2 separate regions of the Homo sapiens genome follow, and region 2 is linked to region 1. Evidence: chromatin contacts called from ENCODE Hi-C or POLR2A ChIA-PET data. All regions are on one chromosome and are shown on one strand. Each heading gives the region's core, a stretch centred on a gene start or an enhancer-like site at or near the end of the contact. The rest is flanking DNA. Distances are from core to core; before and after follow the strand shown.

What was found. Hi-C counts contacts between places; a loop is a spot of excess contacts on that map. ChIA-PET counts read pairs that join two places held with the same protein, here RNA polymerase II (POLR2A). Pooled maps may share reads with other maps.
Region 2: a loop to region 1 is called in a pooled map, with 3 times the contacts of the local background. The contact joins two enhancer-like sites. A Hi-C loop is called at or near these places in 1 of 37 single-sample maps with no recorded cell type and 4 of 50 pooled maps. POLR2A ChIA-PET finds 5 or more read pairs at or near these places in 2 of 52 experiments (B cell and H1).

What each region holds. Positions count from the first base shown.
Region 1 is chr19:2,028,760-2,033,187 of GRCh38, reverse strand. LOC107985278 (a long non-coding RNA gene) reads left to right here. Exons shown (of 4, transcript XR_001753845.2): 2 at 4,354-4,428. Among named protein-coding and RNA genes, the nearest start is that of BTBD2, 15 kb to the right of the region's middle. RefSeq lists an enhancer at 3,997-4,428. Within about 2 kb of position 2,172, at least 3 of the 41 ENCODE cell types and tissues checked have a DNase peak (open chromatin) inside an H3K27ac peak, as active enhancers do.
Region 2 is chr19:2,625,108-2,629,535 of GRCh38, reverse strand. The region is part of intron 2 of GNG7 (G protein subunit gamma 7); the gene reads left to right. Among named protein-coding and RNA genes, the nearest start is that of MIR7850, 3.4 kb to the left of the region's middle. RefSeq lists enhancers at 1,356-2,555, 4,366-4,428. Within about 2 kb of position 2,080, at least 31 of the 41 ENCODE cell types and tissues checked have a DNase peak (open chromatin) inside an H3K27ac peak, as active enhancers do.

The DNA of each region.
Region 1 (4,428 bases), core at 923-3,422:
TAATAATAATAATGATAATAATAATAATTATTATTATTTTATTTAGTCTGGGTACAGTGGCCCACACCTGTAATCTCAATACTTTGGAAGGCTGAGGTGGGAGGATTGCATGAGCCCAGGAGTTCAAGGCTCAGAGTACCCAGCCTGCAAGCCTCCCCCTCAAACTCTGCCCTCCTCTCAGTTTCTCCAGCCCCAGCTCCTTCTGGATGCCGGGCCTATGCACCTGCTCCCCCTTCCAGCGGGGCCTCCCCAACATCCTCTGCACCTGGTTTCTCCTCTGCACCCTTCAGCCCCCGGATCTGGGATCACTTCTGGAGGTGCTCCCTAGGAGCTCGGGCCGTGTTGCAGCCGCATGACCATCCGTGAATGTTCCTCGCCCTGGGTTACTCATCTGCCACCCTTGAAGGTGGGCTGAGCTCAGCTGTCTCCTCCTTTGTCCTAGTTTGTGAACTCGCACATAACAGATTGAATGAATGAATGAATGAAGGCACACAGACGGCCCCCACCCGGCCATCCTCAGGGCTCCCTGGCCTGTTGCCCTTGTCCCTTGCCCAGCCTGGCTTGTGTGTAGGAAGTGTGGGAGGTGCCATAGGCCAAGTCACTTCCCTCCCGGGTGGCACCGAGCCCCGCCCAGCCCTGCCAGGCCCCCCCGCTGACCGCTGCCTGCCCCCGGCCGCCTGCCAGGAACAGCTTGTCTTCTGAGCTGCTGCTCTCAATCCTGTTTTTGTGGTTTCCTCTCTGCCAGTCCCGCCCTCTTCCAGTCTCTTCTTGTAGAGTGGCAGGAAAATTCTGGAGCTGGAGGAACTGGGAGCCTTTCACAGGCGGTGACCGAGGCCACCCCCAGCCTCCAGAGCCCAGTCTGCCCCTCTGTGAAGGGAACCACCAGCTCTGGCGCACAGGTGCCCGGGCCGGGGTCTGCCCACGTGTCCCACCGGGTCAGGGGTGGGAGCAAACTGAATCCTTCATGGCAAAATCACCTCTACATTGCAGCAGTGATTCGGGGATCCTTTAAAAAGACAGCAGCACATGCTACTGCACCACACAGATTGTCAGAGAAACCAGGTGTGGGGTGTGGACTGTGCGGAAACCCTGTGACCTTCACAATTTCTTTGAAACCCCAAAGCTGTTCTTTAGAAACATACATTTTTGGCTGTGCGTGGTGGCTCATGCCTGTAATCCCAGCACTTTGGGAGGCCGAGGCGGGGAGATATCTGAGGTCAGGAGTTCGAGACCAGCTTGGCTAACATGGTGAAACCCTGTCTCTACTAAGAGTCAAAAAATTAGCCGGGCGTGGTGTCGGGCGCCTATAATCCCAGTTACTCAGGAGGCTGAGGCAGGAGAATCGCTTGAACCTGGGAGGCGGAGGTTGCAGTGAGCTGAGATTGTACCACTGCACTCCAGCCTAGACAACAAGAGCAAGACTCTGGCAAAAACAAAAAGAAAAAACAAAACAAAACAAAACATTTTTTTTTCCGTGCCAATAGTGCTCCTGCAAACATGGTGAATGTTCCGAAAACACAGGTGCTTTTTGAGACGACGTCTCCCTCTGTTGCCCAGGCTGGAGTGCAGTGGCACGATCTCAGCTCACTACGACCTCCACCTCCCGGATTCAAGCGATTCACCTGCTCAGCTTTCTGAGTGACTGGGATTACAGGCACAGGCCATCACGCCCAGCTAACTTTTTCTGTGTGTGTGTGTGTGTGTGTGTGTGTGCACGCGCGTGTGTGTGTTTAGCAGAGACGGGGTTTCTCCATGTTGGCCAGGCTGGTCTCGAACTCCCGACCTCAGGTGATCCGCCTGCCTCGGCCTCCCAAAGTGCTGAGATTACAGGCGTGAGCCACTGCGCCCGGCCCCAAGAGCCTTTTTTATTTTTTTTTTTTGAGATGGAGTCTCGCTTTGTCACCCAGGCTGGAGTGCAGTGGTGCAATCTTGGCTCACTGCAACCTCCGCCTGCCGGGTTCACGCCATTCTCCTGCCTCAGCCTCCCCAGTAGCTGGGACGACAGGTGCCCGCCACCACACCCGGCTAATTGTTTGTATTTTTAGTAGAGATGGGGTTTCACCGTGTTAGCCAGGCTGGGCTCAAACTCCCAACCTCAGGTGATCCGGCCTCCCAAAGTGCTGGGATTACAGGCGTGAGCCACCGTGCCCGGCCCCAAAAGCCTTTCTGTAAGAAGTGTGGCCAGCGCCAATCCTACAAAGTGAGGCAGCGCTAGAGGAGCGAGGACTCTCTCTGAACCCAGGGAAAGTGGCCTTACAGGAAGCAGAGTGGCTGTGGTAGGCGGATTAAGTCGATTTTCCAGAAAAAGCTAAAACCACGAAGAAAATTGTGCTGAGGTGGCCGGGCGCGGTGGCTCACGCCTGTAATCTCAGCACTTTGGGAGGCCGAGGCGGGTGGATCACAAGGTCAGGAGATCGAGACCATCCTGGCTAACACGGTAAAACCCCGTCTCTACTAAAAATACAAAAAATTAGCTGGGCATGGTGGTGGGCACCTGTAGTCCCAGCTACTCGGGAGGCTGAGGCAGGAGAATGGCATAAACCCGGGAGGAGGAGCTTGCAGTGAGCCGAGATCGCACCACTGCACTCCAGCCTGGGAGACAGCAAGACTCCGTCTCCAAAAAAAAAAAGAAAATTGTGCCGAGGTGCAACTGCCTTGAGCCCCACTGTGGCGAGGAGCAAGCCTGAGCTGGGAGGAGATAAACCAAGAGACCAAGAAATAGTCAACAGACCCGTTCACAGTGCCATCGTTTTTATTTTTTTATTTTTTGAGACGGAGTCTCGCTCTGTCGCCCGGGCTGGAGTTCAGTGGCGAGATCTCGGCTCACTGCAACCTCTGCCTCCTGGGTTCAAGCGATTCTCATGCCTCAGCCCCCTGGGTAGCTGAGATTATAGGCATGCGCCACCACACTCAGCTAATTTTTGTATTTTTAGTGGAAACAGGGTTTTGCCATGGTGCCCAGGCTGGTCTTGAACTCCTGACCTCAAGTGCTCTACCCACTTTGGCCTCCCAAAGTGTTGGGATTACAGGCGTGAGCCACCGCACTTGGTCTTTTTTTTTTTTTTTTTTTTGGTGACAGAGTCTCGCTCTGTCACCAGGCTGGAGTTCAGTAGTGCAATCTTGGCGCACTGCAACCTCCGCCTCCCAGGTTCAAGCGATTCTCCTGCCTCAGCCTCCCAAGTAGCTGGGATTACAGGTGCCCGCCACCATGCCTGGCTAATTTTTGTATTTTTAATAGAGACAGGATTTCACCATGGTGGCCAGGCTGATCTCAAACTCCTGACCTCAGGTTATCCACCCGCCTCAGCCTCCCAAAGTTCTGGGATTGCAGGTGTGAGCCACCATGCCCGGATGGATAATAATAATAACAATTTTATTTAGGCTGGATGCAATGGCTCACGCCTGTAATCCCAGCACTTTGGGAGGCTGAGGTGGGAGGATTGCTTGAGCCCAGGAGTTCAAGAGCACACTGGACAATATAGTGAGACCCGTATCTCTACAAAAAATACAAAAATTAGCCAGGTGTGGTGGCACATACCTGTAGTTCCAGCTACTCGGGAGGCTGAGGCAGGAGGATCCCTTGAGCCCAGGAATTTGAGGCTGCAGTGAGCTATGATCATATCACCGCCCTCCAGCCTGTAACAAACTAAGTAACAAACTTAGTAACAAACTAAGTAACAAACTTAGTAACAAACTAAGACCCTGTCTCAATTAATAATAGTAATAATGGCCGGGCACGGTGGCTCATGCCTGTAATTCCAACACTGAGAGGCTGAGACCAGTGGATCGCTTGAGGCCAGGAGTTTGACACCAGCCTGGGCAACACAGTGAGACCCCCGTCTCTATTGTAAAAAACAATAAAATAATAATAATGGGCCGGGCGCAGTGGCTCACGCCTGTAATCCCAGCACTTTGGGAGGCCGAGGCTGGCAGATCACGAGGTCAGGAGATCGAGACCATCCTGGCTAACACAGTGAAACCCCGTCTCTACTAAAAAAATACAAAAAATTAGCCGGGCGTGGTGGCGGGAACCTGTAGTCCCAGCTACTCAGGAGGCTGAGGCAGGAGAATGGCATGAACCTGGGAGGTGGAGCTTGCAGTGAGCAGAGACCGCACCACTGCACTCCAGCCTGGGCGACAGAGCGAGATTCCCTCTCAAAACAGAAACAAAATGTGTTGAGGACTAATTTATTGCCCCAGGACTGGGAGAAGGCCAGCAGGATGTCTCTCCTCCCTCTGCAGCATAAAAGGACTCACACAAATTTTACTTCCTGCCATTGTCACTAACCACAGGGATCCCTCCTGCTGGATCAGCCCCTTTCATTCTGGCCTTTAATTGTCCCCTTGCCAAAGGCAACCCTGTGGCCTGTCCTGGTCTCTGACTCACCCTGAAGAATGAGAAACCTGTTTAAAGTGAAGTGTGATGGA
Region 2 (4,428 bases), core at 831-3,330, 600 kb before region 1:
CTAGGTGTGTTCTGGGGCTCCTAGCACTAGAAGACTTGTTTCAAATCCAGAAGCACCTCCTATTCGTGTGGGCGCCCAGGCAACTTACCTGACCCGTCTGTGACTCTGTGTCCTTGGGGACCTCCTATTCTAAACACAAGAGCGTGGCCTGCTGTCACCGTCACCATCCTGGCATCTGCAGAAGAGCCACCAAGCGCTGCCTCCTGAGAATTTCTGGAAGGAGGAGATGACTGGTAGAGTGGAAAGTTATTGAAAGGGACATTTGGAGTTCTTTCCAAGGGACATAACCCATCTCCCAATATCCCCTATCCATTTGCTCAACCTTCAGAGAGACCTACTAAGATATCCAGTTGTTCACCTCAAGTCTTCAACTTTCCCCAAAGTTCTTTGCTGTTTTCTCTGTGCCTTGCACAGAGCCTGATGCATAGTACGTGCTCCTTGGGGGCCACTTTGTGTGTGTTTCCTACTAATGGCACCTACAGCAGCAATGGCCACCATGTCTTTTACAGCTACAGTCCTAGGCAGAATTCCAAGATGGCGCCCAAGACCCCCACCGCCTGGTGCCCACATCTTATCTAATCCCCTGCACTTGAGGATGGGCTGGACCTGCGAATACGATGGGGTGTCACTCCAGTGGTTAGGTTAATGCAGTTAGGTCGTGTGTTCGGTAAAGGGATTTTGCAGATGCGACGAAGATTCCTAGTCAGTTGACCTGAGCTCATCAAAAAGGAGACATCCTGGGTGGGCCTGACCTCATCAGGTGAGCCCATAAAAGAGACCAGAAGCACATCCCGAGGTGTCAAATTCAGAGAGACAGAAGGGAGAATGGTGGGTGCTAGGGGCTGGGGGAGGGAAGAGGGGAGCTGTTGTTCAGTGGATACAGTGTCTCAGTTTTACAAGATGGAAGGTTCTGGAGAGCCATTGCACAGCAGTGTGAGTATACTTAACATCACTGAACCGTACACATAAACGTGGTTAAGATGATCCGTCTTATGTTATATATATATATACACACACACACACACACCACAGTTGAAAGAAAGAGAGAAAGGGAAGGGGTTTCTTGCCTTAAAGAAAGCAAACAGCTATGTCGTGAGCTGCCTGTGGAGGGTCCATGTGGCAGACACCTGAGAGTAGCCTCTAGGGGCTCAGAGCACTCACATCCAACAGCCAGTAGGTAAACAGGGACCTCATTCCTAGAGCTGCAAGGAAATGAATTCTGCCGATAACCAAACTAGCTCAGAAGAGGACCCCAAATTCCAGATGACAACTCGGCCCAGCCCATACCTTGATTTTAGGCTTATAAGACTCTGAGCGGGGGACCCAGTTAAGCCAGACTCTTGACACACAGAAGTTGTGAGATGGCAAATGGTGTCTTTGTTGCCGCTGTTGTTACTCAGCAGTAGCTGACTCATACACTTGCCGTGTTGTTTGCCATGTTGAGATTGAGATAATGATCTCCACTTCACATAGGAGAAAACAGTAGCTGAGAGGGGCTGACGTGCCCAGGGTCACATGGCAACTGTGTTGTGATCATCACATTAACTGTGCCTGTCACCTGGGCCGGACCGTCACCTCCTTCATTAAGATCAGGGATCTGGTCCAAGTCTTCACCAGATGTTTACTGAGTGAGTGAAAGAAACAAAGAATGAAGGTGCTGGGACCGATCCTCACCTGACCTCCTGCACACAGGTGAGTCTGTGTCTGCGACCAGGACCAGTGACACCATAGGACACTGAGTGAAATCTCGAGAACATAACTGTGAGGCTCAGAAGGAGTAGTCAGCACATGCAACTCCCCGGGCTGAGTCAGCTGCCGGTGTTGAGGTCGGAGCTGATCAGCCTCCTGGAATGTGACATGCTGTACCCTGACTAATATTCCGGCTGAATCAGAGCTTTGCTCGTAATGAGAGGCAAGTCTCGAGCCAGTCACCCTCTGGCCCATGTGAGACTGGGAATTCAGAATCAGCCGGGAGTGACAGAAAGCCAGGTCTGGCTGGCACGCCTGGGTGGGTGTTTACAGCACGCGGGCTGCCAGCTGTGACCAGCTCTGAAGGGAGCCAGGGCCAGAGGATGCAGGTGCAGAGGACAGGCGCCCGGAGGAAGTGGGAGGAGAGGCGGCCACAGGGCTGGGGCCCCACTCTGGGTGCCCCTGGAGCCATGCAGGGGGTGGGTTCACCCCCTTACCGCCATTTAACATGTGAGGTGGATCGTTCTCTGGGGTGGGTCATCCTGGGCACTGCAGGGTGCTGACAGTGTCCCTGGCCTCCACCAACTCCATGCCAGGAGCACCCCCAGTCATGACAACCACAAATATCCCCAGACATCACCCAGCGTCCCCTGGGACAGAAACACCTTGGTTGAGACCCTCTGGGATAGAAGATTCCACAGACCCCAAGAGATTCTGCATCCCATGATCCTCTGCCCTGCGGAGGTCCCAGGAGGCTGCACACATTGAAATCCACACCTGAGTGGGAAGAGAGAGAGGAGATGAGTCCCAGGAGCTGGGGCTCCCGGGTTTATGCCGTCTGCTCCATCTGGAGTTTATTCCAGTGTCTGGTGTGAGTAGGGAGGACACTCAGTTTATTCCCAAATAATTAAAGCAGGTCTCTCCCCCTGGGCACTGTGGACACTGACACTGGACTGTTCTCTGGGGTGAGGCCGTCCTGGGCACTGCAGGGTGCTGAGCAGCATCCCTGGCCTCCACCCACTCCATGCCAGGAGCATGGACCGATGTGAGGGAATATTAGTCAGGGAAGGTCCCACTTCCCTCCGTCATGACAATTACAGATGTCCCCCGACACCGCCCAGTGTCCCCTGAGGGGACAGAATTACCCCAGTTGAGACCCTGATTGAGTGAACCGATGAAGACAACACCGCCCAAGAGTGAAAGCAGGTGCCCACACCAGGAGCTTTGTTCGGGAATTCAGGGAGGGCTTCCTGGAGGAAGTGACATGAGTTGAGTGTTGCTAGTGCCCTGAAGGTGACAGGTGGGGTGGGGGATACAGGTGCAGAGATGGTTCCAGGACCTTGAAAAGGTGAGAGGGAGGGAGTGAGGAGGCCGCACGGCAGAGGCTGCATTTTATCCCGAGGGCAGGAGGGAGCCATAGCGGGTTCCGGCTCCACCCATGACAACAATCAATTGGTTTGGGTCCAGCCTCCCTGTGTGACAGATTAGGAAACTGAGGCACAGAGGGGGTGAGAGATGCCCCAGCCTCCTGTGGGTGGCAGAGATCCCGGTGGGTTTCCACGGTGCCGCTGGTCAGGCTGGTTTGGGGCAGGGGGCCGGCTTCAGGCCTGGGGCGGGAGCAGCATCAGCTTCACGTTCCCGCTGGAGACACGGGGTCAGGTGGGCACCCGCGGTCACTCTCTGCTTCTGTTTGGTAAAATGGGGGGTGATCACCACCCCTGCAGTCCAGGGTTGCTGCAGGGAGTAAATGAAATAATCAGGCCGGGCGCCATGGCTCACGCCTGTCATCCCAGCACTTTGGGAGGCCGAGGCGGGTGGATCACCTGAGGTCAGGAGTTCGAGACCAGCCTGGCCAACATAGTGAAACCCCATCTCTACTAAAAATACAAAAATTAGCCAGGCGTGGTGGTGGGCGCCTGTAATCCTAGCTACTTGGGAGGCTGAGGCAGGAGAATCGCTTGAACCCGGGAGGCGGAGTTGCGGTGAGCATCAGTGAGCAGTCCAGCCTGGGCGACAGAGTGAGACTCCGCCTCAAAAACAAAACAAAAACAAAAACAAACAAAAAACCCCAAAACCAAAATAATCAGCTCTGAAGTCCTTGTCTTGTGCCCAGCACGGTGAGGGCGCTACCTGCTCACCCTCTCACACCCTCATCTCCTCTCTGACCCAGCTTCCTCCTCCCCAAAGACTCTGCCCTTCACTGGCTTCCCTGGCAACCATGGAAACACTGGGAGGGGCATGGGTGACCCATGGCCCTTCTACAAGTTGGTGGCAGAACCTTGGTTCTCTGCTTCCTGATCCCCGTGACCGAGGAGAAGAGAGAAGTCTGGCTAATCTGGGAGCAGTGGCTCACGCCTGTAATCCCAGCACTTTCAGAGGCCGACATGGGAAGATCGCTTGAGGCCGGGAGTTTGAGACCAGCCTGGGCAACAGAGACCCCCCTCTATTTCTGCAAAAAATAAAAATAAAAACCCTGGCTGGGCACAGTGGCTCACACCTATAATCCCAGTGCTTTGGGGTGCTGAAGTGAGAGAATTGCTTGAGGCCAGGATTCAGGACCAGGCTCAGTAAAAGAGTGAGACCCCCTTGTCTACAAAAAAATTTTTAAAAATTAGCCGGGTGCAGTGGTGTGCACCTGTATTCCCAGCTATTCGGGAGGCTGAGGCAGGAGGATTGCTTGAACCCGGGAGGCGGAGGTTGCAGTGAGCTGAGATCGCACCACTGCACTCCAGCCTGGCG